2 separate regions of the Homo sapiens genome follow, and region 2 is linked to region 1. Evidence: chromatin loops called from intact Hi-C (ENCODE). Cell type or tissue: Calu3. All regions are shown on one strand. Links, peaks and the distances in the headings refer to the core of each region. The heading gives the core; the rest is flanking DNA. Region 1 holds the start of UGT1A10 (UDP glucuronosyltransferase family 1 member A10). Region 2 holds the start of UGT1A1 (UDP glucuronosyltransferase family 1 member A1).

Region 1 (16,119 bases), core at 5,442-13,441:
ATATTAACGAGGCCATTATATAAAAGTTGCTAACCAACAAACACGTGGATGGCACAAAATAATTTTTTACACAGAAAAGAAATTTTAGATGCAACAAACACAAATGTCAAATCCCAGTTCCGTAAGGAATCTTTTTAAATATTCAAATCCAGAATACTTTTAATGTGCTAAAGGAGCAATGACTTACCATAGGCACTGGCTTTCCCTGATTGCAGTTGATACCACCAATGAAGATCATATTGGGCATCACAGGTTTGGGATACTCCAAAACAAAGTCCATTCGCAGCAACCAAATTGATGTGTGGCTGTAGAGATCATATGCCATGACAGGTGTTTGGAGAATTTCAGAGGCTATGTTTAAGGCATTTTTGAAAAAATATGGGCAAAATAAATGCTCCTCTAAGTAGAAGATGTGGTTCCTTACTCTCTCCTTAAAAGTCATGGCATCCAGGCTGGGTGTGGTGGCTCACCCCTGTAATTCCAGCACTTTGGGAGGCCAAGGCGGGCGGATCACGAGGTTAGGAGATCGAGACCATCCTGGCTAACACGGTGAAACCCCGTCTCCACTAAAAATACAAAAAAAAAATTAGCCAGGCGTGGTGGCAGGCACCTGTAGTCCCAGCTACTTGGGAGGCTGAGGCAGAGGAATGGCGTGAACCCGGGAGGTGCAGTTTGCAGTGAGCCGAGATCACGCCACTGCACTCCAGCCTGGGTGACAGAGCAAGACTCCGTCTCAAAAATAAATAAATAAATAAAAATAATAATAATAATAAAAAGTCACAGCATCCGAAAACCCTGAGACATATCTAGGACTGTAGGAAAGAGAAGCAGGGCACTGTGCACCTTCTTCAAGGTAATGTCAAAGTATTCCTCTGGCGAAGACCACCGAGAGGAGGGAGAAATATTTGGCAACAATTAAGCCACACATATCTAAAGGATCCAGAAACACCGCATCAAAAGAACTCTCCTTTAAGTATTCTACTAATTTTCAGTCATTAAACAAACTCCTGCAATGTGAAAAATTAAATTCTAAACATTTGGATGAACTCATTAATAGAGAAAATAAGCGTCGTACTTCTGCTTCCCATTGAGCATTGGCAAAAGCCATGAACTCCTGGTCCAGATCCTCCAGGGTGTATAAGGTTGAAGAAGTCTTCACTGTGCAATTCAGTGATCTTCCCAGTTGCCAACTCACCTCTGGCCTGACTACAACCACCTCATGCCCCCTGAGAATGAGTTTCTCCACCACCGACCACATGGTGAACCAGTGGCTCCCATCCATGGGCAGTGAGTGATCTACCTTCCCTGGAGGCTAACTTCAGTGTAGAAATCAATGAAATAGGAAATAGAAAAACAATGGAGAAAACCAATGACACCAAAGCTAGCTTTTGGGGCAAATCAATTAACTTGATAAATCTCTACCCAGACTGATTAGGAAAAAAGACAGAAGATATAAATTACCAATATCAGGAATGAGAGCAGTAGTATCACCATAAATTCTACAGGTATTAAAACAATAAGAAACATGAACAAGTTCATGCCAATAAAATCTACAACTTAGATGGAATGGACAAATTTCTTAAAAGACACAAGCTGTCAGACTTTACACAAGAAGAAATTAATAACACAAATGACATAATCTGTACCTTTTAAATTCAAATTGAATTTTGACTTCAAATGTTCCCACAAACAAAACGGTAAAGTTCTGATGACTTCACTGATAAATTCTACCAAACACTGAAGGAAGAAATAATACCAATTTCTCACAATCTAGTCCGGAAAACAGAAGGATGTGAAATGCCCTAATTCATTCTGTGAGACCAACATTACCACAATACCAAAACCAGATAAAGATGTGACAAGATACAAAAACTACAGATCCTCATGACCTTAGATACGAAAATGTAAAACAATATTTCAGCAAATCAAATTCAATAATGATATGGTTTGGCTGTGTCCCCACCCAAAGCTCATCTTGAATTGGAACTCCCACAATTTCCACGTGTCATGGAAGGAACCTGGAGGGAGATAATTGAATCATGGGGCTGGGCGTTTCCCGTGATGTTCTCATAGTAGTAAGTAAGTCTCACGAGATCTGGTGGTTTTAAAAATGGAAGTTTTCCTGCACAAGCTCTCTTTCTTTGCCTGCTGCCATCCATGGAGGATGTGACTTTCTCCTTCTTGACTTTTGCCATGATTGTGAGGCCTCCCCAGCCATGTGGAACTCTAAGTCAATTAAACCTCTGTCTTTTGTAAATTCCTTAGTCTCAGGCATGTCTTTATCAGCAGCATGAAAACAGACTAATACAGTCAATTGGTACCAGTAGAGTGGATTGCTACTGAAAAGATACCTGAAAACGTGGAAGGGACTTTAGAACTGGGTAACAGGCAGAGGTTGGCAAAGTTTGGAGGGCTCAGAAGAAGACAGGAAAATGTAGGAAAGTTTGGAACTCCCTAGAGATTTGTTGAATAGCTTTGCCCAAAATGCTGATAGCAATATGGACAATAAAGTCCAGACTGAGGTGGTTTCAAATGGAGATGAGGAACTCGTTGGGAACTGGAGGAAAGGTGACTCTTGTTATGTTTTAGCAAAGAGACTGGCAGCATTTTGCCCCTGACCTAGTGATTTGTGGAACTTTGAACCTTAGAAAGATGATTTAGGGTAACTGGTGTGAGAAATTTTTAAAAAGCAAAGCATTCAAGAGGTGATTTGGGTGCTGTTAAAGGCATTCAGTTTTAAAAGGGAAACAGAGCATAAAGGTTTGGAAAATTTGCAGCCTGAAAATGTGATAGAAAAGAAAATCCCATTTTCTGAGGAGAAATTTAAGCCGGCTGCAGAAATTTCCATAAGTAATGAGGAGCCGAATGTTAATCCCCAAAACCATGGGGAAAATGTCTCCAGGGCATGTCAGAGGTCTTCACAGCAGTCCCTCCCATCACAGGCCTGGAGGCCTAGGAGGAAACAATGGTTTTGTGTGACAGGCCCAGGGCCCCCTGCTGTGTGCAGCCTAGGGACTTGGTGTCTTGCATCCCAACTGCTCCAGCTGTGTCCAAAAGGAGCCAAAGTACAGCTCACACCATGGCTTCAGAAGGTGCAAGTGCCGAGCCTTGGCAGCTTCCATGTGGGGTTGAGACTGTGGGTGCACAGAAGTCAAGAATTGAGGTTTGGGAACCTCTGCCTAGATTTCAGAGGCTGTATGGATATGCCTGGATGTCCAGAAAGAAGTTTGCTGCAGGGGCAGGACCCTCACAGAGAACCTCTGCTAGAACAGTGCAGAAGGGAAATTTGGGGTTGAAGCCCCCAAACAGAGCAACAACTGGGGGACTGCCTAGTGGAACTGTGAGAAGAGGGCCACCATCCCTCCACCTCAGAATGGTAGGTCCACCAATAGTTTGCACTGTGCACCTGGAAAAGCCACAGACACTCAATGCCACTCTGTGAAAGCAGCTGGAAGGGAGGCTGTACCCTGCAAAGCCACAGGGGTGGAGCTGCCTAAGACCATGGGAACTCACCTCTTACATCAGCAAGACCTGGATGTGAGACATGGAGTCAAAGGAGATCATTTTGGAGCTTTAAGATTTGACTGCCCTGCCGGATTTCTGACATGCATGGGGCCTGTAGCCCCCTTATTGGCCAATTTTTCCCAGTTGGAATGGTGTATTTACCCAATACCTGTACCCTCATTGTGTCTAGGAAGTAACTAACTTGCTTTTGATTTTACAGGCCCATAGGTGGAAGGGACTTGCCTTGTCTCAGATGAGACGTTGAACTGTGGACTTTTGAGTTAATGCTGAGACTTTGCGGGACTGTTGGGAGGGCATGATTGGTTTTGAAATGTGAGGACATGAGATTTGGGAGGGACCAGGGTGGAATCATATGGTTTGGCTGTGTCCCCACCTAAATCTCATCTTGAATTGTAACTCCCACAATTCCCACTGTTGTGGGAGGATCCTGGTGGGAAAATTGAATCATGGGGGCAGGTCTTTCCCATGCTGTTCTCTTGATAGTGAATAAGTCTCTCAAGAAGCCTAGTCAACAAGAACAATTTTTCTGGATTGCTTTCATCGATGCTTTGTCCCTGAAGGCAGAAAATGCATTGCCAGTAAGGGATTGTTTTTTAAAGTTCTTTTGATATTGGACAATGTCCCTAGCCACCCAGAACCCTAAAGGTGTCAAAGTGGTCTACCTGCTCCCAAACCCAATATCTCTAATTCAGCTTCTCAATCAGGGGTCATAAGAACCTTTAGAACTCATTACACACAGTTTTCTATGTAAAGGATTGTCAATACTGGAAAAGAATCTGGACAGAGAAGACACCAAGTTAGCAACTATCTACACAGGAAAAACCACCTTCATAAGAACCAAAACTCAGGTGAGCACTCATAGTACCTGGTTTTCATTTTATATAACTCAGAGACACTGAAGAAATAGAAAAAAAAAAGTTCTGCATCTCCTATGTCACCCAACCCCCTGAACCCACAGTGGCGGTGTGGCATAAAGAGAATCCCTGAGCCCTGGTGGGAGACAATTGGGAGGCACTGAAATCAGTGCTATTCTGTTAGAGCAGAAAGGAAACCCAGACCAAACTCAGCTGACACCCACCCACTGAGAGAGCGTTTATTTATTTATTTATTTATTTATTCTTATTTTTTGAGATGGAGTCTCACTCTGTCATCTAGGCTGGAGTGCAGTGGTATGATCTTGGCTCACTGCAGCCTCTGCCTCCGAGGTTCAAGCGAATCTCTGCTTCCTGAGTAGCTGGGATTACCGGCATGCACCACCACACCTGGCTAATTTTTGTATTTTCAGTACAGATTGGGTTTCGCCATGTTGGCCAGGCTGGTCTCAAACTCCTGGCCTCAAGTGATCCACCCACCTCAGCCTCCCTAAGTGCTGGGATTACAGGCATGAGCCACCGTGCCCAGCATTGAGGGAGCATTTAAACCAGCCCTAGGCTGAGGGAAATTGCTGATCTCAGAGGTCTGAACTTGAATGCCCACAGACCTCACCACCGAGGGCCAAAATGGTCTTGGCCTCAAGTAAACTTGAAAGGCAGTCTAGTCCATAAAGATTGCAACTCTTAGGTGAGTTCTAGGGCTGTACTAGGCCCAGAGACAGTGAACTGGGTAAAGGGGAGTATGACATACTGAAACACTAGCTGAAGCAGCCAAGGGAGTACCGACATCACTCCTCCCCTAATCCCAGGATGCACAGCTTGCGGCTCCAAAAGAGACCCTTTCCTTCTACTTGAGGAGAGGAGAGGGAAAAGTGGGGAGGACTTTGTCTTGCATTTAGGAGACCAGCTCAGCCACAGCAGGATAGGGCACTGGTCAGAATCATGAGGCCCCTGTGCCAGGCCCTAGCTTCCAGATGACATTTCTGAACACACCCTGGGCTAGAAGGGAACCTGCTGCCTTAAAAGAAAGGGCCCAGTCCTGCCAGCGTTCATCGCCTGCTAACTGAAGAGACCTTGGAACCTGAATACCAGCAGTGAAACCTCGTACTACGTCAAGGGCCTTGGTGAGCCTCTGAGACTTACTGGCTCTAGGTGAGATTCAGCACATTCCCAGCTGTGATGGCTATGGAGCAAAACTCATTCTGCTTGAGGAAAGCACAAGGAAAGGTAAAGGGGACTTTGCCTTATAACTTAGGTACCAACACTGCTGCAGGGGGATAGAGCATCAAGAGGGCTTTTGGGGTCCCTGATTCCAGGACTTGACTCGGACAGCATTTCTGGAGCTCCCCTGGGATAGAGGGGAGCCCACTGCCTTGAAGGGCAAGTCTCAGGCCAGGCAGCATTCACCACAAGTTGACTTAAGACCTTGGGCCTTAAGGGAACACCAGCAGAAGTCTGGCAGTACTGTCCATGGCCAGGGGTGGCAGTGGCTACAAGGTGAGGCTCCTCTGTCTTTGCAAATAAGAGGGAAGAATGGGAAGGACTGCATCTTGTGGTTTGAGTGCCAGCTCAGCTGCAATACAATAAAATACCAGGTGGAATGCTAAGGTTTTTGACTCTAGTCCCTGACTCCTAGATGGCACTTCTGGACCCACCCAGGGCCTGGGGGACCTTGCCATTCTGAAGGGAGGGATGCAGGTCTGGCTGGCTGTATCACCTGCTGATTGTAAAGCCCAAGGGCGTTGAGCAAACATAGGCAGTAGCCAGGAGGTGGTTACAGCAGGCCTTGGGTGAGACCCAGAGCTGTGCTGGTTTCAGGTCTGATCCAGCACAGTCATAGTGGTGATGGCCACAAGGATGCTTGTGTCACTCCACCCCCAGCTTGAGGTGGCTCAGAACAGAGAGAGAGACAGAGAGAGAGAGAGAGAGTGAGAGAGAGAGAGAGACTCTGTATTTTTGGGAGGAAGTAAGGGAAGAAAGCAAGAGTATGTGCTGGAATCCAGAGAAGTATCTTGGATCTTGTCCAAGACCATCAAGGCAATACATCTACAAGTCTGCAAGAACCACAGCGTTACTAGGCTTGGGGTGCCCCCTAAAGCAGAAACAGCTTAGATTACAACACCTAAGTCCTTTCAAATATCTGGAAAGCCTTTCCAAGAAGGACGGCTACAAATAAGCCCAGACAATGAAGACTACAATAAACACCTAACTCTTCAATGCCCAGACACTGAAGAATGTCTGCTAGCATCAACGCCATTCAGGAAAACCATGACCTCATCAAATGAATTAAATAAGGTGCCAGGGACTAACGCTGGAGAAACAGATATAAGCGACCTTTCAGACAGAGAATTCAAAATAGCTGTGTTGAGGAAACTCAAAGAAATTCCAAATAACACAGAGGAGGAATTCAGAATTCCAGCATATAAATTTAACAAAGAGATTGAAATCATTAGAAAGAATCAAGCAGAAATTCTGGAGCTGAAAAATGCAATCGGCATAATGAAGAATGCATCAAAGTCCTTTAATAGCAGAATGGACCAAACACAAGAAATAATTACTGAGCTTGAAGACAGGCCATTTGAAAATACATGGTCAGAGGAGACAAAAGAAAAAAGAATAAACAACAATGAAGCATGCTTATAGGATCTAGAAAATAGCCTCAAAGGGGCAAATCTAATAGTTATTGCCCATAAAGTGGAGGTAGAGAAAGAGATAGGAGTAGAAAGTTTATTCAAAGGGATAATAACAGAAAACTTTCCAAACCTAGAGAAAGATACCTATATTCAAGTATGAGAAGGCTAGAGAACACCAAGCACATTTAACCCAAAGAAAACTACCTCAAGGCATTTAATAATCAAACTCCCAAAGGTCAAGGATAAAGAAAAGATTCTAAAAGCAGCAAGAGAAGAGATAAATAACAAACAATGGAGTTCCAATACATCTGGCAGCAGCCTTTTCAGTGGAACCCTTACAGGCCAGGAGAGAGTGGCATGACATATTTAAAGTGCTGAAGAAAAAAAAACCTTTTACCCCAGAATAGTATATCTGGTGAAAATATCCTTCAAACAGGAAGGAGAAATAAAGACTTTCCAAGACAAAAGTTGAGGAATTTTATCAATTCCAGACCGATCCTACAAGAAATGCTACAGGGAGTACTTCAATCAGAAAGAAAAGGAAGCTCATGAGCAAGAAGAAATCATCTGAAGGTACAAAACTCACTGGTAATAGTAAGTACACAGAAATACACAGAATATTATAACATTGTAACTGTGTGTGCAAACTACTGTTATCCTACATATAAAGACTAAACAATGAACAAATCAAAAATAATAACTAAACAACTTTTTAAGATATAGGCAGTACAACAAGATATAAATGAAAATCACAAAGAGTTAAAAAGTAGGGAGCAAAGTTAAGACTAGTTTCTATTAGTTTTCTTCTTGCTGTGTGTTTGTTTATGCAAATAGTGTTAAGTTGTTATCAGGTTAAAATAAGGTTTATAAGATAGTATTTGCAAGCCTTATGGTAACTGTCATGGGTGGCAACTCTCTGAGACTGGTGTGGCATGGGAGGTAAAAAGAATTTACCAAGATACTTGTAGGTAAAGAAAGGCAGATTTATTAGAGAAAGTAGGAAAATATGTTGCAAGATAGTCAGCAAGAGAAGAGCTGGCTGCAAGGAGACAAAGGCTTGCTGAGGATTTTATAGGATGGTGCTTGTGCTGCAGAGAGCTAGATGCAGTATTGATAATGCCAAGGTTGCAGTGAGATAACTTGCATTTTTCTATCAGCTGAGGGTCTGGTGATCGCTGGGTGCAGGAAGATTATGTTATTTTTGCAGGAGGGCTATGTGTCCTAGACCATGAAGAAAGGGAGACTTATAGTTCATCTGCTTTTTCTTTTTTGCTTTCCCCTGGTCCTGCCAGCCTAGCTCTTTTTCCCTAATTAGGGCTCCACATTTCCCCCCTGACATAGCAACAATGACAAATCTTTGGCATGTGAGTGAAGGTCTCATCTTCCAACTGCTTCCTACTGACCAAGGGTATAGAGTTGGCCCTACCTAAGATTGTTGGCCTATCAGGAGGTTACATGGACCTAGATCCCTGGGTTGGCCCCTAAATTGGGGAGGGTCACTGTTGGACTATGGAAGAACAGCATTTGCAGCCTAAAAAAGAGACTGTTCTCTCCCATTTGAATGGTCTTGACACCCTCATAAAATTTGGAACTTACTCAATTGACCAAGGATGTATGGGTTTATTTCTGAATTCTCTGTTCCATAGATCAACATAAAAAGATGTTGTATGAGGCAATTGGAGGTAAATTAATTATGGGCTAGAAATGAGATAATATTAAAGTATTATTATTGTGTTAGGTGTGATAACGATATTGTGGCCGTGTAACAAATTTTACTTATTTTTTATATTTAATAAAATATTCAATGATGGAATGACAAGCCAAGAATTTCCACTAAAAAAATGACAGCCAAAAAGTTTCTTTAAAAGGTCAGAATAAGGGGATAGATGAATTAATACAGCAAAACACTGAAAATTATTTAGCCTAAGGATTGATATACAGGTGCACATTACACTATAGTCTTTTCATTTTGTATGTTTGAAAACTTTGAAAATAAATACTTGAAGTAAACAATTTTAGTGGGAGGCCTTAGTCTTGTCAACCAAAAGTTAACTTTGAATTTGGATCTTGGACTATAGCCAGAATCTTAGAGCAATGGGGAAAGCACAGATCTTTTCTTGCTCTGTAACCACATCCTATCCCCAGGTCTGCAGAGCTGCACCTACCATGGATGGTATAGATGAAGCCTGAATTCTTTTCCCCTAAAACCAGTCATCAATTCTGTTGGAACTCACCAAAAATTCAAAGAGACTAAGAGTGACTTCCTCTTTTTCTCATTAAAACTATTTCAATGTTCTGCTGAATTATTTACACATCACTAATCAACACACACACATTAGAATACTGAAATGTAAAAGAATGACCATACCAATTGATATAGTTTAAAAGTTTGTCCCCTCCAAATCCCATGTTGAAATTGGAGATGGGGCCATCTGCCATCATTGTTAAAGTATTTAATTACATCCCTGGCTGTAATTCTCCTGGATAGACTCAAGGAGATTTTGTTACAGGAGATCTTCAAGAAATCCCCTGTGCAGGGTCTGGGACACTGCACGCAAACACACCTGCACATACACAAACACATACATGTGCAAACACATACTCTATCATCAAGTAATGCTTCCTTCTCATCAGACAGATGAGACTCAGACTCTGAATCCTGTTTCCCAGCAAGATGTAACCAACTGCATGCTTTTCCCAGACACATCCTGGCATCTGAAACAAGGAAAGAGCAATATGCAGTGTTCATCGTTCTTTTGATGACAATTTACTTTTACTTTTGTGGTTGGGCCATATCCAAGGCTCTTTGACAGAAAGCCCTCTTTGAGATCGAATTCCTCTGTGAGAATTCTGCTGCCTTTACAGGTATAATCATAAAAATATACATTAATATACATAACCCTCTGCAAACTATAAAAACTTTCATACATGTGTATATTCTTTAATAGATATAGAAACACATTTATTTCATATCTCATAAAAGATATTTACAATCAAAATAAATGAAACCATATATAGTTTAATGTTTCATTTTTTATAGATATCCCTCTATCACAGGTGATATAAAATCATATATAGGTTTTTATATCTTTAAAGGCCTCTAGGTGACCCTGTGAGCCACAATAAACTCAGCGTGGGTTCAGGAAGTGGCAGATCCTCAACTCGGCCGAAGGCTGTGGGGTGTAGGCAACACATGGGTGGTGCTTGGTACTGTAATTAATGGAGGATAACGAGGAGAAAAGTGCTTTGATAAGTCCAACCTCTTAGAGTCCTGCAACTTGCATCTCCTCGCCTGGTCTTGCCATGAGCTGAAAGTCATGCCTAATTTTGAAAGGCCTACAACTGTAGTCTTCCTGCTTTTTAGAAAGAGCATTATTTCACTTTCCTATGAGATGGCTGAACGGTCACTCTTTCACCAACCATCTGCCAATGACAGATATAACTGTGTTACAAAGTCTACTGAATCTTGTAAGAAACCAGAACAATACATAAAAATGTGTACTCCACCCCTAATAAAATAATATAATGAGATGAGACACCAGGTGTTTCATCTGGATTTAGCAACTATGCGTTTGCCAAGAATCTTATTCTGGTATTTTTCAAGGATTTTTCAGTCACAAGCAACCGAATCCCTATTTAAACTGGCTACTCTAACAATATTACTCAATAATATTTTGGAAGTATATGCTCCAGCAAAGCAAAAGAAGCAGTACAAATATCAGACAAGGGAATTACTTGCAGATGGTATTGTATATTGTACATCTAATGCATACTACAAAATAATAAGAAAAGTTAGTGATGTGGCTGGATACAAGATACATATGCAAAAACCAAAATTTTAATTACCAGTAATCAGTTAAATGTAGAAATGGAAACATTGCCCTGTACAAAATAGTTTCTAAAGTAATAAAATGCCAAGGAATAAATGTTAAAAACAAACATAAAATGCTTATATAGTGAAAATTTTTATTTATGTATATAAAACAAGATCTGAATAAATAGTGAGACATATATGTTCCTGAACAGGAAGACTTAATAGCAAAAAGATGCCAGTCTTCTCAATTCAGGAAAACCCTGTAACCCTACGTGTAGGACTCTAGTCTACTAAGATAAAAGCAAGAATATAGAAATATATTCACGCAAGGAAAGTATTGAAGAGTGTTTACACAGCCTTATTCACAAAAGGAAAGAGTGGAAAATGGCTATATATATATCAATATTAATTGGTTAAAAAACTACATTGTATCCAAAGTAAAGAATTTTATGCAATTATTAAAAGAACTTGTCAAATCTGTCTGTATTGCTCTATAAAGGTACCCATAATTTATTGGCAAGTGAAAAATGCAAGATAAAGAAGAATATGTTCAGCCCAATACTAGATTTTATTTTTACTAAATAGGTATGGGAACTTACATGAGATATTGCATATGCCTAAAATACTTTTTTTCAATGAAAAGAATGTACACAAAACTTAAGAGCATTTCAACTACGGGGTCACATAGAATTAACAAAAAACGGAAGTTTCATTTCTTGCTGTGGTTTTTGGTACTTTTCTAAACATCGTATTTTAAAATGTAGCCTGAATATGATCTATAATTTTTAAATTATTACATATACTTTCAAGAAGGGCAGTTTTATAAAATTTGATAATTGATGAGTACATGAATTCGCACAAAATAATTTGTTAAACTGGAAAGAAATTTGAAATGCAACAAACGAAAATGTCAAATCACAGTTCAGTAAGGAATCCTTTTTTAATTTCCAAAGCCAGATTATTCTTAATGTGCTAAAGGAGAGGTGACTTACCATAGGCAATGGCTTTCCCTGATGACAGTTGATACCACCAATGAAGATCATGTTGGGCATCACGGGTTTGGGATAGTCCAAAACAAAGTCCGTTCGCAACAACCAAATTGATGTGTGACTGTAGAGATCATATGCCGTGACAGGGGTTTGGAGAATTTCAGAGGCTATTTCTAGGGCATTTCTAAAAAGATACTGGCAAAATAAATGGTCCTCCAAGTGCACGATGTGGTTCCATACTCTCTCCTTGAAAGTCATGGCATCTGAGAACCCTAAGAGATCATTGGGGACATAGGAAAGAGGAGCAGGGCACTGTGCACCTTCTTCAAGATGGTGGCAAAATATTCCCCTGGTGAAGACCACAGAGGGGAGGGAGAAATATTTAGCAACAATTAAGCCACAGGTATCAAAAGGATCCAGAAACACTGCATCAAAAGAACTCTCCTTTAAGTATTCTACTAATTTTCGGTCATTAAACAAACTCCTGCAATGCGAAAAAAATAAGTCAAGAAAACCACTGGATGAACTCATTAATAGAGAAAATATACTTTGTGCCTGTGCTTTCCATTGAGCATGGGCGAAAACCATGAATTCCCGGTTCTGATCTTCCAGAGTGTACGAGGTTGAGTAAGTCTTCACTGTGCAATTCAGTGATCTTTCCAGTTGCCAACTCACCTCTGGCATGACTACAACCACCTCATGCCCCCTGAGGATAAGTTTCTCCACCACCGACTGCATGGTGAACCAGTGACTCCCATCCATGGGCACTACCAGCAGCTTCCCTGCCTCGGCAAAGCCACAGGTCAGCAGTAGACACACACATAAAGGAACGGGGCTGGTCCACCCTGCGCGAGCCATGAGAGAACTGCAGCCCGAGCCAGCAGCTGGGATTCTAAGCTGCTATGATACAGTAGGCGGAAGAAGTACAGGCACAAAACCTGACCCCAATAGAGGGCGTGTATTTATCCTTTCATAAAAAAAAAAAAATCACACTCACTGCCAATGATTTACTCATAAGAACGATAACACACGAGTATCATTTGCTGAGATACCTACTTGTATGATTTCCAGACAAGAGTAGATTATGGTCTTCGCCTTGGAGGGAGAGCACGCTGCAAGTGAGTTTAGAAACAGAATTATTCAGCAATGCTTTTGGACCTTGAAGATTCGGAAAGATAAAGTGAAAGTAAATTTGAATAATGCTAATATTTTTGGAATTTATCCCAAAGCAAAATTTAGATTTTGACTTTAGCCAACCAAATACTCTCTGTCCAGAAAGAAATTGGCATCTCATGTTCCAGGGAAAGACAGCAAGGCTCTTAGCACTGACCTCCCAACTGGCAAGAAACTGGGGCTCACCTGCATCTCTGCAATGCATAATCATTGCTGGTTGTCTTCTTCCATATCCAAACCCTGAGAGGCCTCTGAAATGCCAAAATGAGATTGACAACCCTGCCTCCATGGACCATACCAGGGACTTGATGGAAAGTGACCATCACCTATTTTAATGACTTTCCTCAGATACGTTGCATGCAGTGGGGAGTTGCTGGCCCAGTCCTTGTGCGAACACTCTGCTGGGCTGCCTCTCTGTGACTGCTCTACTTCTATATTCTAAACACACCATCACTCCAGTGACCTCTTTCAGGAAAATATGTACTTGTCTCCCTCAGTCTGCTGAGGACTCCTGGAAGTCAGAGGTGATGCCATCTCTGTGTTTTTACCCTTCTTTCACAGTAGCCATGCTTTGCCTTTGACGTAGTTTGTATGTTTGTCCCCTCCATATATCATGGTCAAATATAATCCCCAGTGTTGGAGATGAAGCATGGTGGGAGGTGTTTGGGTCATGGGCATGGATCCCTCATGAATGGCTTGGCACTGCCCTCCCAATTGTGAGTGATTTCTCATGAGATTTGATTGTTTAAAAGTATACGACAGTACATGTATCCCAGATCTCTTAAAGTATAATTTTTTAAAAAATGCCAAAAACCCTCTTCAGGATATTATTCAGGAGAACTTCCCCAGCCTAGCAAGACAGGCCAACATTCAAATTCAGGAAACACAGAGAACACCATAAAGATACTCCTCGAGAAAAGCAACTCCAAGACACATAATCATCAGATTCACCAACGTTGAAATGAAGGAAAAATGTTAAGGGCAGCCAGAGAGAAAGGTCCTGTTACACACGAAAAGAAGTTCATCAGACTAACAGCAGACCTCTCTTTAGAGACCCAACAAACCAGAAGACAGTGGGGACCAAAACTCAACATTCCTAAAGGAAAGAATTTTCAATCCAGAATTTCATATCCAGCCAAACTAAGCTTCATAAGTGAAAGAGAAATAAAATCCTTTACAGACAAGCAAATGCTGAGAGATTTTGTCACCACCAGGCCTGCCTTACAAGAGCTCCTGAAGGAAGCACTAAATATGGAAAGAAAAAACCGGTACCAGCCACTGCACAAACATACCCAATTGTCAGGACAATTGACACTATAAAGAAACTGCATCAACTAGTAGGCAAAATAAACAGCTAGCATCATAATGACAGGATCAAGTTCACACATAACAATATTAATCTTAAATGTAAATGGGCTAAATGCCCCAATTAAAAGACACAGACTGGCAAATTGGATAAACAGTCAAGACCCATCAGTGTGCTGCATTCAGAAGACCCATTTCACGTGTAAAGACATATAGGCTCAAAATAAAGGGATAGAGGAATATTTACCAAGCATATGGAAAGCAAAAAAAATCAGGGGTTGCAATCTAGTCTCTGATAAAAACAGACTTTAAATCAACAGAGATCAAAAAAGACAAAGAAGGGCATTATATAATGGTAAAGGGATCAATGTAACAAGAAGAGCTAACCATCCTAAATATATATGCGCCCAATACAGGAGCACCCATAAAGCAAGTTCTTAGAGACCTACAAAGAGACTTAGGCTCCCATACAATAATAGTGGGAGACTTTAACACTCCATTGTCAATATTAGACAGATCAACGAGACAGAAAATTCACAAGGAAATTCAGGACTTGAACTCAGTTCTGGACCAAGCAAACCTAATACACATGTATAGAACTCTCCAACCCAAATCAACAGAATATATATTCTTCTCAGCACCACATTGCACTTATTCTAAAATTGACCACATAATTGGAAGCAAAACACTCCTCAGAAAATGCAAAAGAACAGAAATCATAACAAACAGTCTCTTAGATCACAGTGCAATCAAATTAGAACTCGGGATTAAGAAACTCACTCAAAACTGCACAACTACATGGAAACTGAACAACCTGCTCATGCATTACTACTGGGTAAATAATGAAATTAAGGCAGAAATAAATAAGTTCTTTGAAACCAATGAGAACAAAGACACAACCTACCAGAATCTCTGGGACACAGCTAAATCTATGTTCAGAGGGAAATTTATAGCACTAAATGCCCACAGGAGAAAGCAGGAAAGATCTAAAATCAAAACCATAACATCACAATTAAAAGAACTAGAGAAGCAAGAGCAAACAAATTCAAAAGCTAGCAGAAGACAAGAAAAAACTAAGATCAGAGCAGAACTGAAGGAGATAGAGACACAAAAAACCCTTCAAAAAATCAATGAATCCAGGAGCTGGTTTTTTGAAAAGATTAACAAAATAGATAGACCACTAGCCAGACTAATAAAGAAGAAAAGAGAGAAGAATCAATAGACACAATAAAAAATGATAAAGGGGAGATAACCACTGAGCCCACAGAAATACAAACTACCATCAGAGAATACTATCAACACCTCTACACAAATAAACTAGACATTCTAGGAGAAATGGATAAATTCCTGGACACGTATATCCTCCCAAGACTAAACCAGGAAGAAGCAGAATTCCTGAATAGACCAATAACAGGTTTTGAAATTGAGGCAGTAATTAATAGCCTACCCACCAAAAACACCCAGGACCAGATGAGTTCACAGCCGAACTCTACCAGAGGTACAAAGAGGGCCTGGTATCATTCCTTCTGAAACTATTCCAAACAATAGAAAAAGAGGGACTCCTCCATAACTCATTTTATGAGGCCAGCATCATCCTGATACCAGGATGTGGCAGAGACACAACAACCAAAAAAATTTCAGGCCAATATCTCTGATGAACATCGATGGCAAATATCCTCAATAAAGTACTGGCAAACTGAGTCCAGTAGTACATCAAAAAGCTTATCCACCATGATCAAGTCGGCTTCATCCCTGGGATGCAAGGCTGGTCCAACATACACAAATCAATAAACATAATCCATCACATA
Region 2 (16,119 bases), core at 3,879-11,878, 120 kb before region 1:
CAAAAATTAACCGGGCGTGGTGGTGGACACCTGTAATCCCAGCTACACGGAGGCTGAGGCAGAACTGCTTGAACGTGGGAGGTGGAGGTTGCAGTAAGCCAAGATTGCACCACTGCACTCCAGCCTAGGTGACAGAGCAAGACTCCATCTCAAAAAAAAAAAAAAAAAAAAAAGAAGAAATAAAAATCCAGATTTTTATGTATTTGTTTTTATATTTGAAACAACGCTATTAAATGCTACGTAAATGTTTTCATATTTGAAACAATTTTATCATGAATGCCATGACCAAAGTATTCTTCTGTATCTTCTTTCTTACCTTTTGTCATTGATGACTGCTTTTAGAGCATTTTCTAAATCTTCAGAAGTCATTTCCAGAACATTCAGGGTCACTCCAGCTCCCTTAGTCTCCATGCGCTTTGCATTGTCCATCTGATCACCAAACAAGGGCATCATCACCATGGGAACGCCATTGCATATGCTTTCATAAACACCATGGGAACCAGCATGGGTGATAAAGGCACGGGTCATCGGGTGACCTGAGATGCAAAATAGGGAGGATGTCAGCAGTTACATCTCTGAGTTTCACAGCTGGACACATCTAGGTTCTGAAAACACTCCAAAGACTCAGTGTTACTCACATGCCCTTGCAGAAATTTGCAGAAGAAAATGTGGGTTGAGATACCCCACTAGATAAAAAGCAATGTAGGATATGTTGGCCATAATATTTTCAAGCTCAACAATCCTTTAGAATAGCTGTGCTTAAGCCATTTTCTTAATTTGACCCTGGTTTGACCTATACATCCAATCCGCCCAACATACCAAGCAGATCGTTTTGGGGTAGCCACTTAACAAGTATCGTGTTGTTCGCAAGATTCGATGGTCGGGTTCCAGTGTACCGCCACAGGACCTGGGAGGGGCAAAAAGAGCAGAACGTAAAGAAAGAACATAATATGATTAGAAAACAAATCTGCTATACTAACTAGAAAACAGGGGTCCTCTGAAGGAACAGTCTTTAACAGAGTGGGAGGATCAGTAACTGTGAAGGCTTCTGAGGACTGGCAACTTCCGGCATCTTGTTTTGGAGGTTTAGTTACAAGGGTGTATGCACTACGTGAATTTGTGATAATTTATCAAGCTGTGCACTTAGGATTTTTTCACTTTCCTGCACTTTAAGGGAAAGTTTGCTTAATGAAACAAGTGGATGCAGAACTATAAGAGCAGAAATGTAAGACATAAATTCAGTGTTCTAACCAACAGCTTTTTGGAGAAATACTTCTATTTAATATGAAGAAACAATATCCCATTTATTTTATTTTTAAATAAATTCTCCCTAATACACTTTTGAGTCTCTTAGAGAAAATGATACTTCTGAGTGTGGTGGATCATAGTTTAATAGAGTATTTGAGAGTCAAATTGAAAACAATGACAACAACCACAACAACAAAAAAAACCTTTGGATTAATAGTTGGGAAGTGGCAGGGAAAAGCCAAATCTAAGGTTCCAATTAAGAGAATTAATCTGGAAGCTGGAAGTCTGGGATTAGCGCTCCTGTGAAAATAGATATGAGGCCATGGTATAGAATCTTCTTACTGTCTGAGGGATTTTGCCCAAAGCATCAGCAATTGCCATAGCTTTCTTCTCTGGAATTTCTGAGACCATTGATCCCAAAGAGAAAACCACAATTCCATGTTCTCCAGAAGCATTAATGTAGGCTTCAAATTCCTAGAGCCAGAAGAAAAATTTTCAGTTAATTTTTTCTCATATTCTTTGATGACTACATACAGTAAGTTATGAATTAGATATCTTCCTCTTAAGACTATGATTAAAGGCATGCGTGTTTGAGATAGAGTAAAAAATTATTAATATGTAAGTTTTACAGCATTTTCCTCTCCTTTACTTCCTTCTAAAGGAGGAAGGGTTCCTGCTTACAGAATTATCCTTGAGATGCAAAATCCAGGTAATGTGCTAGTTTTCCAAAAGAAAAGCACAGGTACATGCACACACATGCACACACCTGTACATACACACAGTGATAATTCCACTTAGAGAACACAGAGCAAGGCATCAGTGATACAGAAGGGAAGAGCTGGGAAGGGCGTGGTCCCTTTAAATGATATGGAAGTAGGGAAGGGAAGTGCTGGGTAGAAGAGGGTGTGGTCCCTGGCGAGGGCTCCACCCCCAGACCTGTGCCCATGGACCTAGGTGAGGACAGGCATTTTTGTTTTCCTGCCTAAATGTTTCATTTCCCAAAACCACCCTGGCCTGCCACGCCCCCATCATGTGCCTATAAAAACCCCAAGACCCTAGCAGGCAGACACACAGGTAGCTGGACATCGGGAGGAGCACATCAGCGGAGGGACGCAAGGACAGCTGGACATTGAGAAGAACTCACCAACAGGCACCGGCAGGCCACTGACCAGCAGAACAACGCGGAGTTTGGCTGAGGCAGTCGGAGGAGAGCCCAGGCCACCGAGCCCGGGCCACCGAGCCCGGGCCACTGAGCGGTCTGACTCCAGGGGAAACCCTTCCCATTCCATCCCCTTCTGGCTTCCCCCATCTGCTGAGAGCTACATCCACTCAATAAATCCTTGCACTCATTCTCCAAGCCCAGGTGGGATTCGATTCTTCTGGTACACCAAGGCAAGCCCCCAGGATACAGAAAGCCCTCTGTCCTTGCGACAAGGTAGAGGGTGTAATTGAGCTGGTTAACACAAGCTGACTATAGAGGGCAAAACTAAAAGAAGGCCATAACCCACGCCCACTGGAGCTTCAGGAGCTGTAAACATCCACCTCTAGACACTGCCGGTGAGGTCAGAGCCCCACAACCTGCCCGTCTGTATGCTCCCCTAGAGGTTTGAGCAGTGGCGCACTGAGAAAGTGAGCCCCTCCCGCTGTCACATGCTCTGTGAGGGGGACAAGGAAAGTTTTCCTGTTTCATCAACATGGCAATTCTTTTCTCACTGTAGATTTTCAGTGGTCCAATGAATCCCCCAAGAATCTCTCAAATGGCTTTATGGGTTTATTTATTATTATTATTATTATTAATTATTATTATTATTATTTACTTGAAGTTCTGGGATACATATGCCATGGTGGTTTGCTGCACCTATTGACCTATCCTCTAAGTTCCTCCCCTCACCCCTCACCCCGCCACAAGCCCTGGTGTGTGTTGTTCCCCTCCCTGCGTCTACGCATTCTCACTGTTCAACTCCCACTTATGAGTGAGAACATGCGGTGTTTGATTTTCTGTTCCTGTGTTAGTTTGTGGAGGATGATGGCTTCCAGCTTCATCCATGTCCTTGCAAAGAATATGATCTCATTCCTTGTTATGGCTGCATAGTATTCCATGGTGTATATGTACCACATTTTCTTTATCCAATCTACCATTGATGGGCATCTGGGTTGGTTCCATGACTTTGTTATTGTGAATAGTGCTGCAATAAACAAATATGTGCATGTGTCTTTATAGTAGAATAATTTATATTTCTTTGGGTATATACCCAGTAATGGGATTACTGAGTCTATGGTTTTATGTTTGCAAAGAATACTGAGGGCACTAATATGATTGTGTGATGTGGCAGGGCTTGCCCAAACTGAGGGGTTCCCTAGGACATGTGATGTTCAGTGCTAAAACCTGAACAGTCCTGAGGAAGCCAGGATGCTGGTCACCCTAGATGTGAGACACAGGAGACCTCTGACAGGGCTCAGCAAACGCAATTTGCACAGCAGGACTCCTGCCAAGCCTGATTTGGAACATGACCAGGAAAGCCCCAGACACTGACCATCCTTCTCCCAAGGTGAGCCCTCTCTCCCCGCCACTCTCACCAGCCCCAGGCCCTCGTGAGTCCTCTGGCTCTTAAGGGCTTTGTCTTTGCCTTTTCCCTTGGGCTCATCTAAAAGTCAGGGAGGACAGAGTCATCCTCCCCACCACCATGCTGCATTTTTTGGTTTGTAGCAAGAACACCCTGAGGATGGTTTTTCTGAACTCCTTCCTCCCTAGGGTCTGCACCACATCTCTCCCCTCTTTCTCTCCCTCTTTCTTGGGGAGACACAGCTCATTTCCAAGTGCTCTTCAAGTTCTTTCTTCTGAGCGTTGGTAAATGGCTTACTTAAATTTCCTAGGACCTTTGCTCTTCATGAAACCCACTCTTACACTGAAGCTCATCTGGAAAAGGCCGAGTCTAAGTTCTCCTCCAGGCACACCCTCCCACACGCCCACTCAGCAATCAGCAGGATGTGATTCACACAAAATTGAACCCACAGGTCCATAAACATTCGAAGTTAAATAGCAGGAGATCACGAAAGTTTAAATGGCACAAAAGTTCATCTGGAGATTCACGCAGGGCAAACTGCAGAGAAGTTGTCATCACGGCCAACTCCTACCTGAGCCAGCTACTATGAGGCTCAATAAAGGTGAAGTCCATCCCCTACTTGGCAAAGCTTCCCTTAAACTTCACCCTGACTTCACAGTTACCGGAATGACCAAAGAGTGAAGCAACATATTAACTGAAAATAACACTCCAATCCCCCACCATTGATTCCCTTCAAAGAAAAGATGAGATGCCCCTGAATGAGAGAATTTCCCTGTTCTGATGAGACTTCACCAGCCAAAATGAGACATTTAACATAACTCCTAAACTTTACCAAGAATTTTGTATTTTTAGTTTAGGCTTTTAATTAGATTTTCCCTTCCCAAATGCATTTCATTTTCCCAGAATTCTTCTTTAGCACTTAGACACCATGTGGGTCATCTGTGACTTCACCATCACGCATTCCCAGTAACCCACATATATCTCAACCTTCCCTGCTCCCAAGCTTTCCTCTCCTGGCCATCTCGAAGCCTTGGTCCTCACTAATCTTCTGTTTAGTTATTTTTCTCAGACCCAGCATTGCGATTGTCTGTGAACCACTGCTATCTTACCCTGGCAGGGGAGGAACATCTTGGAATTCTTGAGTTTCATTCCTTTTCTCCCAATGTTGTTCCACTATCTCTTTTCCTTCAGACACACCAAAGACACGCCAATGCCAGGTTGTGCTTTCTCTATGGACTTCTTTGTGCAATAAAAGTTTTATCTTTATTCTTAAAGTTCAGGAGTTTTATCAAGAGTATTGAGAATAGGACCATCAACACAAGAGGAATGGTAGTGCAGAGTGGCATTTTTAGTTAACAAAGGAAGAAAGAGAAAATAAGAACAGTAACTTGACCAACCAGTAGAAATCCGGAAAAAGGAGAATGGCAAAGTCAACTAAACATAAAGTAAACTGAGAGAGTTACAATCAAATCTATTAATTGTTAGATTCAAATAGGCAAAATGCACTTATTAAAGCAACTGCCTGACTGGATTAAAAATACCAGTGCCATGTTGTTTAAAAAGGAAGAAAGCTTGAAGACAAAGGAGTACTAAAGATGTGCTAGGGAAATGTAAACAAAAATAATACAGAAGTGGTAATATTAATATCCAAAAAGTGGAATTTCAGATTAAAACATGCAACAAGACAAAACAGGTTACTAAAAGGTACAATTTAAAAACATATTTTCACACCTAAGCCTGACTGCACCAAACAAGGCAACAACAAATATGTAGTCAACACAGTTCACCACTTAGACTTTTATGGTTATATCAATAAATGCCAGAAAGGCAGCTGATAAAGTTCGGTGCCTCTCCTACAAACATCCTCACGCAAAGAAGGAAATTATCTAAATCAATAAAGCCTGTTCAGAAAACAATGGCTAACATAATGCAAAATAATGAAATGATAATCAATTTCCACTAAAATAGCAGCAAGACGGGCATCTTTCCTATTGCCAGAATTATTCAACTGTTTTTAGAGATTCTAATAAATTCAATAGCCCTGATATTTGGCATGGAATTTATAAGAGAAGAAACCAAAATTTCTTTATCAGCAAATGACTGCCTATTATTTTTTATTATGAAAATCAATATTTTGATGAGATAGCTGAGTAATGAGTAGATAATCAGCTAGAGATAGAAATGCAAAAAAATAACACATTCACAGTAGTGACCAAAAAAAAAAAACCGTGTAAAATACTTAAGAAAAGATGAATGAGAAAGAAACAGAACAAATGTTTTTTAAACTACAAAATAGCTTATCTTTTTAAAGGAAGTGTTTGAGGTCACAACAACAAAACTCCTGGAATACAAATTGTAATGTTCCTCTGTGGGGAACTAGACTAGATCTCCAGCAGAATACACTGTGGTACACAAGTACCATGAAATACTATTTCATAGTTTAAAAAGTAATAGCATTTAAAACTGGAGTGATATCCATGACATTATCGGTAAGTGGGCAGTGGGAATACACTGTTACTCTATTTTGTAGAAAAAGCAACCAAAAAATTTTACATATGTTTCTATATACATATTGGTATGTAATAGCTGGAGTACAAAGAACTAAAAAGAGCTATTGTGGATTACTCTCGACCCATTAACTAGACCTCGGTTGGCACCTTTCTTCTCATTCATTAATGTAACACATATTCGGTGGGTGCCTATTCTGTGCCTTAGGTGCTGAGATTTATGGGGCGCCAAATACATGCAGACCCATTGGCAGGTGTTGAGGACGCCGCATACAGTGGATGTGATTAATGCAAAGTCACACAGGTCCCCACATGGCTCATGATGTGAAGCGGACAATCAACAACTATCTAAGTGAAATGGCTGCCATATTTGATGTGCTATGAAGGAAAATGCACAGAAAATTAAAAAAAATAAAATACAAATCACATTGGAGGTATAGTGGAAATAAGGTCACCTCCGAAGGTGATATCAGTCCCCTTAATGGGAGCCAGACGCAGCACCTGGGAAGTGCCTGGGCTGCCAGTAGATCCTCAGCCAATCTTTGCAGGATAAGTGAATGAACGCTCTCTGAAATGTCACCTCCTCAAAGAGTAATTCCCTAACGCTCCATCTGAAGGAGCCTCTCCTGTTCTTTTCTATCCTCTGCTGAGATTTCGATGAGGATGTGAATGCTACTTTTTGCATACTTCAAACTCTGTAGGGGAAAAATAAACCTAATAGCTTGAGAATGAAACCTACAACCTTTCTGTATCATGTCAGAACCTGACTGTCTGGTGATTCACTCATTAGAAGAGAACGGACTGCAGGATTTAGCTTCTTATCAGAATATTTAGAAACTGGAGCTTTAACCAGGGTCACAAAGGCAACTTTCATTTCCAGGATCTATCATCATCAAAGAATGATTTCATCAGTCCTGAACATTGCCTGCCTGACTGAATCCAGGGCAAGGTGCAGGCTTCAACTGAGTTTTCTGCAGGGTGCCCCAAACCCAGCATTCTGTGCCTATGGCATTTAACAGCTTGTTGTTTCTAATTGATTACTATCCACTGGAGCACACAGAGTAAAATGTCCAAGGAATGCTTTCCCGAAATCTCAGATACCAAGAAATCATCCAGAAGATGATGCCAAAGACAGACTCAAACCTAGGAGTCAAAAATTAACAAAAGAGGGCATTTTAAATTATCTCAGAATGCTTGCTCAGCATATATCTGGGGCTAGTTAATCGATCCAAAGTAATACATCTGAAAGAATATACGCATGTAAAAGTCCCACTCCAATACACACCTGGGATAGTGGATTTTGGTGAAGGCAGTTGATTCCACCAACAAAAACCATATTGGGCATGATGGGCCTAGGGTAATCCTTCACAAAGTCACTTCTAAACAGCCAGACAGATGCAGAGCTCAATAGGTCCTGGACAGTCACCTCTCTCTGAAGGAATTCTGAGGCAAGGGTTGCATACGGGGAATAAACCACGTCGCACAGAAAGTTCTGTGAAAAGGCAATGAGCATGTTCTTCACCCGCTGCAGGAAGGTCATGTGATCTGAATGAGAGGAGAGAGGCCTGGGCACGTAGGAGAATGGGTTGGGGCACTGGGTAGCCTCAAATTCCAGGCTGCATGGCAGTGCATGCAAGAAGAATACAGTGGGCAGAGACAGGTACTGGGCCACGATGGGGCTGCAAGGAAGGAAAGGGTCCGTCAGCATGACATCAAAGCTGCTTTCTGCCAGGGAGGCCATGAGCTCCTTGTTGTGCAGTAAGTGGGAACAGCCAGACAAAAGCATAGCAGAGTCCTTTTTTATTTTCTTGTATGTTTTGATCACACGCTGCAGGAAAGAATCATTCTCAAAAACATTATGCCCGAGACTAACAAAAGACTCTTTCACATCCTCCCTTTGGAATGGCACAGGGTACGTCTTCAAGGTGTAAAATGCTCCGTCTCTGATGTACAACGAGGCGTCAGGTGCTAGGACAACTATTTCATGTCCCCTCTGCTGCAGCTGCTGGATGGCCCCAAGCATGCTCAGCCAGTGGCTGCCATCCACTGGGATCAACAGTATCTTCCCAGCATGGGACACCACTGGGCCCAGCACACACAGCAGCAGGCCCAGGACAAGTGGGCGTCCGCCCTGGGACTCCACAGCCATGGCGCCTTTGCTCCTGCCAGAGGTTCGCCCTCTCCTACTTATATATATATATATGGCAAAAACCAATCGATACACCAAGTTAATGTTTGACTGTGTCACGTGACTATAAAAAGCTGTCAGTCCACAAAGGTAGCAGGGAGTTCACTTTCAGAGATAAAGAAGGTGGAGCTTTATTAGGTTTCTTAATAGGCAACAACAGTTGAACTGGCTGGAATTTCATACTCAAATCACATTCTTGAGTGAACACAGCAAAGTACTTCCAGAACCTCAGGATCCATTAAATTAGTATTTCCACAGACCAACAAGTGTTACCAGAGAGGAAGAAGGACGACTATGTAGTGAACAAGTTAGGCTTCTTTTCCAGAAATTAAACAGAAGGCTTTTTAGAAAGCCTTTTAGAAAGAAAAGAACACAACTGTACCCCCGCTTTCGCCATGGAAACCTGTAAGAGTGCCCACTCCACAGCTCCCCCGGTACTGCCTGCTCACTTGTATCATGTGTTTCATTCCTTCGTCCAACAATATTTATTGAGTCCAGCACAGTGTGGGGTCTTGAGGCTGCAGCAGAGCCCACCACACGAGCACGCGCCATGAGGTGAGCCAGACTCACAATTTAAACACATGAGCAGGAACTTAGAAATCGTGAAGCATGCTAAGAAGGAAATGAACAGGTGGGTGGGTGGGGCGGGTCGGGGGTGGGGGGCGTGCTGGGGTAGAGAATGACCAGAAAGGGAAATTCACTGGAGCGCATGTGAACAGAAGTCTTCCCCAAGGACAGGCCTTTATTAGTGTGAACCTGAAAGAGCCAGTCCTGTAAGATAGATCTTGAGTGGCTAACTGGGCCTGGATTTAAAATAGAGCCAACTGGCCCTTTGCTTACTACAGGTCACACGGTTACTCTGAGTATCCTGAAAACCTGTACCTTTTTATAGTTGAGATTTTCAGCGCTCACCTGAACCAACCAATTAAAGCTCACCCACCTCAGCCACTCAGGGCTCAGCTTCATCAACCAATCAGAATGCAGCTGCAGTGACCAATAAGAACTAAGCAAGTTTCCATCCTTCATTTGCATAAATGGACCTGATTGGGAACCTGGGAAGGAACTTTTTGCCGTGAAACCTGCCTGCCTTGTGTTCTGTGGAACTCACCTTCATTGCGTACCAGAGGCTGTAACTCCCTGGTTTGCAAACTGTTCACTAGAACAAAGTCTCTTTCTTCCAAATTCCTTTTCAGAGAACTTTTGTTCACAACAGGAAACCAAATAGATAAGCAAATTCAATTAAGTTAAATTGTACTCATTCCACTGGCCCAAGATCCAGGGGAAAGGCATTTGGGGAAATTCTGATGACTGATTTGAAGTCAAAAGGGAAAGATGAGCAAAAACAACTCAAATTTGTATTTATTGACCATGGACTATGGGGCAAGTATTGTGCAGCCAGAATTGGAAGTATTACACTCTTTTTGGGGGGGATATACTGCTGTACTATACAATTCCAAGATAACTGCACAGATCCCAACATTTGAACCATACACATCACTGGCCAGCCATACTTGGGGATGTGCTTAGAGGATCATAGAGAAACAGCTAACTAGAGTTTTGGTGTCCTATGGGACATATTAACAGGTAATTAGGGTACCCTCTCATTCTTCTCCTTAGAGTAGGTACTTTGCATGCACATGCACACTGAAGCTCCTCCCCACACCCAAACACTCTTCATTTTTTAGGACCAAGATTCTGGGCAAGCAGAATAGACATAGCAATGCTTTCACTCTTTGTTGTGTCCTTATTAGAAATTCTGAAATTCACAGTTTAATTTAAACCTTAAGGGTGATAATTCTTCCAAAGTCCCAATGCTGTGTGAGTTCATTTGCAGATTATAGACAGTAAAGGGGCTATAAACACATAAGTCACCACTGTAATGATTTTATGACTTTCCTGCATCATGCAGAGCTTCCAAGCTTTTTGAGGCTGCTTCTGCTGTGTACCTGGATGGTTTGTGGCCACAGCTCTGCCCTTGACCAAGAAATACTTACTAATCTGAATAGTGGGCAATCCACATTCATGCTCATGAATTACAACAGAGAACCACTACTAAGCAATCCAATTAATATCTGCTCTGAAACCAAAGCAGAACCCATTGCTAATTCCCTCATCTGCCAAATATTTATGGAACGTGTGAGCCCTACTGGATGGCAGTCACTATGCTAGGAACTAGGCCCAGAAAGTCAAGTTAGAAATGGTCCTTGCCTGAAAGGAGGGGTCAGGTAGACAGAGACAAACTCATGACCAGGCAATTACAGGGGATGGTGCTCTAGGGGCTGAGAAATCACACAGCAGGGCAGCAATATGATGGTCTTGCTTTGGGGGCTGCTAAAGAGTGACACGTCCATGGAAAGTGTTTCTGGAACCCTTTTGAAGCTACTTTCTTTTTAAGCTGAAGACATAAGTTAGTAGGCCACCATCAGACACACTACCAGCTCCTTTCATCTCCTTTCATCAAATCAGAATGACAGGCTTATTACTAAAGGAGCAACATAAACATGTCCAGTGCCCTGTAGATCATCTACAGGACCCTCCCGGGAAGCAAAGCCACCTTCCTTGAATCCCTTGAATTCCTTGAATTTCCAAAATCCCAGAAAAACAGCATTTTGTTCTGTTCTGCCTTGTATCTTTTAGCAGTTTGCATATCTGTCCTTGCTATTAGACTATAGCTATATCATATATACATATATATATATATATATATATATATTCCTTACAGGCAAGATTTTGGCTTTGGAATCATGCTATCACTCAGGTGCCAGTCCATGGTTTTGGAGACAGTAAGCGCTCTGGACATGTTTCTGTATAGAAGTGACTTTTCTTCTCTTTTCGTTCTAGACCCTGCATCCAAGCCAGCAAGTAAGTGCTGAATCTGGATGTTTCTACCACTGTCTCTCAGACCCAGCTGTCATGGTCCCATTTCAGGGCCCCAGCCCCCCTGTCCCCCAACCCCCAGCTGTCCCTTCTGAATCATTGCATCGGCTGCCACCTGAATAACCCCACCTCACCACCACTTCTGGAACCTTGGTCAGCAGCTTCCTGGGCACAGAAAATTCAGAGTCCTCTGCCTTGCTCTCAAAACTCTGGGATAGACCCCAGCCCACCTGTCCAAGCTCATTCCTCCTCTCTAGCCCTTCTGCTTGCCCCCTCCCTCTGCCTCTTACCCTCTAGCCATTCTGGATCCCTTGCTGTTCCCCAAACTTCCTTTGATGTTCTCAAATTGCTTTGTTCAAACTGAACTCTACCCTTGGCCAGCTTACTATGACTGTTCATTGCGTGCTTACCAAGTGCCAAGTCCGGGTTTCAGGTTATGTAACTAGAGGTTATATAAACTCAGAAGTTTGTTCTGGTGAGATAACACATCCTCATTACACCTAATACCCTTTATGAACCGTTAGAATGTTCTTTGGTTAATCATTTTCCCCTTGGAATTGAGTGACCTTTACTAGTGTATTGCCCCACAATTTATCAAAGCAAAGAATCCAGTGTCAAAAAGAGAATAAGGAGGAGGTGAAGAGAACTCAGATCTCAAAAAAAGTCCCCCCAAAATTCATCGTCATTATATAGCAGTTCTAGCGGAAATAATCACTGCATCCCATGTTTATCCCCAGTGCTATACACACGGCCTGCAAGTCTTAATGGTTTCGATACAGTAAATAGTGCTGTATTTCCTTTTGTCTGAGAGGATCTCCCTGGTTGTTTTAGCAGTCAAGAAAAGTGAATAACATGCACATTTGACCCTCCATATACTTGGGCTTCACATCTGCAGATTCAGCCAACAGCAGATTGAAAATATTTGGGGGGAACAACAATGAAAAAAAAACAGTACAAATAATACAAATAAAAAACCAATACTGTAAAACAACTATTTACATAGCATTTACATTTATTAGGTAAAAGTAATCAAGAGATGACTAGAGGTTTAAAGGAGGATATGGGTAGGTTATATACAAATACTGTGTCATTTTATAAAAGGAGCTTGAGCATCTAGATTTTGGTATGGGGAAGGAGGGTTGTCCTAAACTAATCCCTTCAGAATACCAGGGACTACTCTGCTAGACTAGCGATTCTCAAAGTATGAGCCAGGAAATCCTAGGGATCCCCAGTAATTTTTCAGGAGAATTTTACAAAGTCAAAACTATTTCCGTAATAATGTTACTTGATTTTCTCATTGTCATTCTCCCACAAGTGTACAGTGGAGTTTTCCAGAAGCTACATGGGGGATGTGTAATATCACAATAGATAGAATGCAGAAGCTGACATGAGAATCCACCTCTCTATAGAGCCAAGTACTAAAGAGAGAGATGCAAAAACTGTAAAACGATGCCACTCTTCTCACTACATTTTGTCTCAAAAAAAGTTACATAAAAAGGTTTGTTAGTGTGTCATGGGTTTATTCTTCTTAAATTGCCCAATGAATATGTCTTTTTAATTCTGTTTTAATCTCTAATGCAGTACATATGATAGGCATAATCCAGATGAACAAAAGCAAATGGGCACCGGGGCTGGAACGTTGGAGAACCGCAGTCCTAAACAACAGGATGTCTTCAGCCCCGGTCAGACTAAACTCACTCCCACCACCCTCTTCCCTCCTGTGGCCGAGGAAAAAGACTGATATAAAGCCTACTTTAAGAAAAACAGTTCTTCAGGCAGCCAAAGTCAAGGCCCTCTCTTTTCCCCAACCTCTTTTTCCCATCCTTTTTGGAGACCATGGCTGGTTGGAGGCCGGAGTGGGCGGGGCCTGGTCTTGGAGCATCACAGGGCCTCACAGAGCCTCACAGAGAGCAGGGCCAGTCCCAGGAGCACTGCATCTTGGGATGCGAGGCGCTCACAGGCCTCGGCCAATGAGATGTGGCTGCGTCATAAGGGGCGGCCCTCCAGGCGGCCCAGGTCGCCAAGCCTCTGACCTGTGCGCGGGTGCTGGCAGCCTTGCCGCTCGCTGTGCCAGTGCCCCGCAGGCTCTTTGGCAGTCCAGCATAGTGGACTACTACGAGGTGCTGGGAGTACCCCGGTAGGCCTCGTCCGAGGGTATCAAGAAGGCGTACCGCAAGCTGGCGCTCAAGTGGCACCCCGACAAAAACCCCGAGGACAGGGAGGAAGCGGTGAGAAGATTCAAGCAGGTGGCTGAGGCCTACGAGGTGTTGTCGGACGCGTAGAAACGCGATATCTATGACCGCTATGGCGAGGCGAGGGCGGAGGGCGGCTGCGCAGGCGGCAGGCCCTTCAAGGACCCCTTCGAGTAGGTCTTCAGCTTCCGTGACCCCGCCGAGGTCTTCAGGGAGTTCTTTGGCGGCCGGGACCCATTCTCCTTTGACCTCTTGGGAAACCCGCTGGAGAATATTTTGGGGGGTCAGAGGAACTCCCTGGGAAGCAGAAGCAGAGGGTCTGCACCCCTTTTCTCTGCCTTCAGTGAATTTCCAGCTTTTGAGGGTGGTTTTTCTTCTTTTGATACAGGATTTCGTTCCTTTGGCTCCCTGGGAAGTGGGGGCCTTTCTTCCTTCTGCATGTCCTACGGTAGTGATGGGACAGGCAGCTTCAAGTCCATGTCGACTTCCACTGAAATAGTTGATGGTAAAAAAATCACCACCAAGAGAATCATTGAGAATGGCCAAGAAAGGGTGGAAGTGGAGGAAGATGGAGAGTTGAGTTAAAGTCCTTCATAATAAACGGCATAGAGCAGTTGCTCCCCATTGACACCAAGTAATTCCAGTCCACATTTGCCTTTAAGCACATCTGGAGGAATAGCGGACTTTTTTTAGGATTGAAAGTGAACTTTACTTTCAGAACAGCTGTACCCAAGAATTTATAAACACTTTATGCCAATGCCTGTCTTTATTGTTGGGACTGCACGGATAGGACCTCTGTTTGTCTTTCGATCATTGTAAATATCTGTATGCAATTTGCTATTTATTAAACTTAAGCCTGAGGCAGACAATGATTATTTCCTAGTGCTAGGACAGAATGTTCATCTCAGCACTTTGAGCCTTACCTTTTTCCGTTGGGAAAGTGTGAGCCAGGTGGTTTGCTCTAAATCATTTGACTTCAATGTTTTACTGTGTGGTGGTGAAATCTATGAATATATTAATACTCTGGCTTAATTTAATGATGGCTTTTAATTGCACATAAATGCTCGTGATGTAGGAAGAGTTGACCATTATTTAGATAAAAGGTTAAACCCAGGCTTTATAAAAGCAGGTAAACCTGGCAAAGTGGATGCATTCGTTTCCTATCATGGCTGTAACAAATTACCCAAACTTGGTGGCTTAAAACAACACACGTTATTCTCTTAATATTTTGGAGGTCATACATTTGAATCCCATATCACTGAGCTGAAATCGGTGTAAGAAGCATGTTCCTTCTGAAGGCTGAGGACAGACCTTGGGGTTATGTGGTTGGTCAATGATATACTAGGACTGTCTTCAGCCCTAACGTGGTTCTCCAACTATGGTAGGTCCTGGAAATGTAAAGAAAAGCGTTTCCAAAGGGCCACGCAAAACTGTCCTATTGCTGTGCTTGGGGCATATCAAATTAGGTTGATGAAAGCCAAGTGCATCTGTAATATTGTTTGGGTGAGGCACCATACACACAATTGAGAAAGTACCTTTGTGTTGGCACGGGTTATGCCCCAAATGAAGACCTTTTGGGGCATATTGCCTTGGGGTAGTCCATCACAAAGGGTCCCATCTTCTAGGGTCACCTCTGAGGAAAAGTTTGCATGAGAGCAAAAGGGCAACAACTAGACAGGCTGAAAAAAATTAAGAGCAGCATGCTGGTAATTTTTTACAGAAAAATCATGGCCTGAACACATCATTAACCAACAAATACTGTGACAATGGGTTTGGATATGCTCTAGTACCCTCAGAGTCCAATCTGCATGGAATGGCACCCAAGTAATAAACAGCAGGAAAATGGCAGTCAGCTGGCACCATCCCACAGGGGCACACGGGGTCTCACACTGAACTCTGAAATCAACATGCTCCAAGGTGCCTGGGTAGTTGCTTCTTAAATAATAACTATACAAGAAGTATCAAAATAAGACAGACTGTCAGGGCTTTTGAAAAATGAGTTCATTTTTTAGTGATCCGGATAAGGGAACTTACATGTGTGAAGATACTCACTGAGTAGTTTGCTGGGGATGGGTTTGCTTATGGAGCCGTTCAGGAATAAAAGGAGTTTTGAGGTGGGAGGAAGGCATGGGAACAGTTTCATGGTAGTTTTTTGTGTTGTAAATCACCACTCTGGGTAGGATAGAATGAGTGGGTTTGTATCTACACAATTGGTTACATAAATCCCATTGTTCAGTGGTCAGCAAAGAGTGGCATACCAGTGTCACTCAGAGGTGGATCTGTAACAACGCTGGCTAGTTTTAACAGTTGAAAGCTAACACAAAGTTCAAATTTTGATATATCCTAGATTACTGATGTCATAAATGGGAAGTGTTCCTTCTACAGAAGTGTAAAGCTTGTTTGGTTATTGTTTGTTTGTTTGTTTGTTTGTTTTAGAGACAGGGTCTCTCTCTGTAGCTGTTGCCTAGGCAAGATCATACCCCACTAGTAAACATGAATTTCTGGGCTCAAGTGATCCTTCCTCCTCAGCATTCCCAGTAACT

The links. Peaks named below come from ENCODE experiments on the same cell type or tissue, not always from the same donor. Only the 100,000 strongest peaks of a DNase experiment are listed, where the experiment ranks them.
Region 2: it touches region 1 in a loop (2.1-fold over the local background); 1 of 110 quality-filtered maps calls a loop at or near these places.

The regions. Positions count from the first base shown.
Region 1 is chr2:233,633,095-233,649,213 of GRCh38, reverse strand. All of the region lies in intron 1 of UGT1A8 (UDP glucuronosyltransferase family 1 member A8), which reads right to left. UGT1A10 (UDP glucuronosyltransferase family 1 member A10) reads right to left here and starts at 12,766. Exons shown (of 5, transcript NM_019075.4): 1 at 11,837-12,766. The coding sequence starts at 12,691. It also overlaps UGT1A and the pseudogene UGT1A13P. In Calu3, for the core only: CTCF peaks have their summits at 5,863, 6,195 and 10,231; DNase peaks (open chromatin) are centred at 5,883, 10,193 and 12,673.
Region 2 is chr2:233,752,637-233,768,755 of GRCh38, reverse strand. It overlaps UGT1A8 (UDP glucuronosyltransferase family 1 member A8), which reads right to left. Exons shown (of 5, transcript NM_019076.5): 2 at 1,591-1,722; 3 at 820-907; 4 at 317-536. UGT1A10 (UDP glucuronosyltransferase family 1 member A10) reads right to left here. Exons shown (of 5, transcript NM_019075.4): 2 at 1,591-1,722; 3 at 820-907; 4 at 317-536. UGT1A9 (UDP glucuronosyltransferase family 1 member A9) reads right to left here. Exons shown (of 5, transcript NM_021027.3): 2 at 1,591-1,722; 3 at 820-907; 4 at 317-536. UGT1A7 (UDP glucuronosyltransferase family 1 member A7) reads right to left here. Exons shown (of 5, transcript NM_019077.3): 2 at 1,591-1,722; 3 at 820-907; 4 at 317-536. It also overlaps UGT1A6, UGT1A5, UGT1A4, UGT1A3, UGT1A1 and UGT1A, and 1 more gene. RefSeq lists a silencer at 8,875-9,049. In Calu3, for the core only: no CTCF peak of the experiment used is centred there; DNase peaks (open chromatin) are centred at 8,515 and 11,785.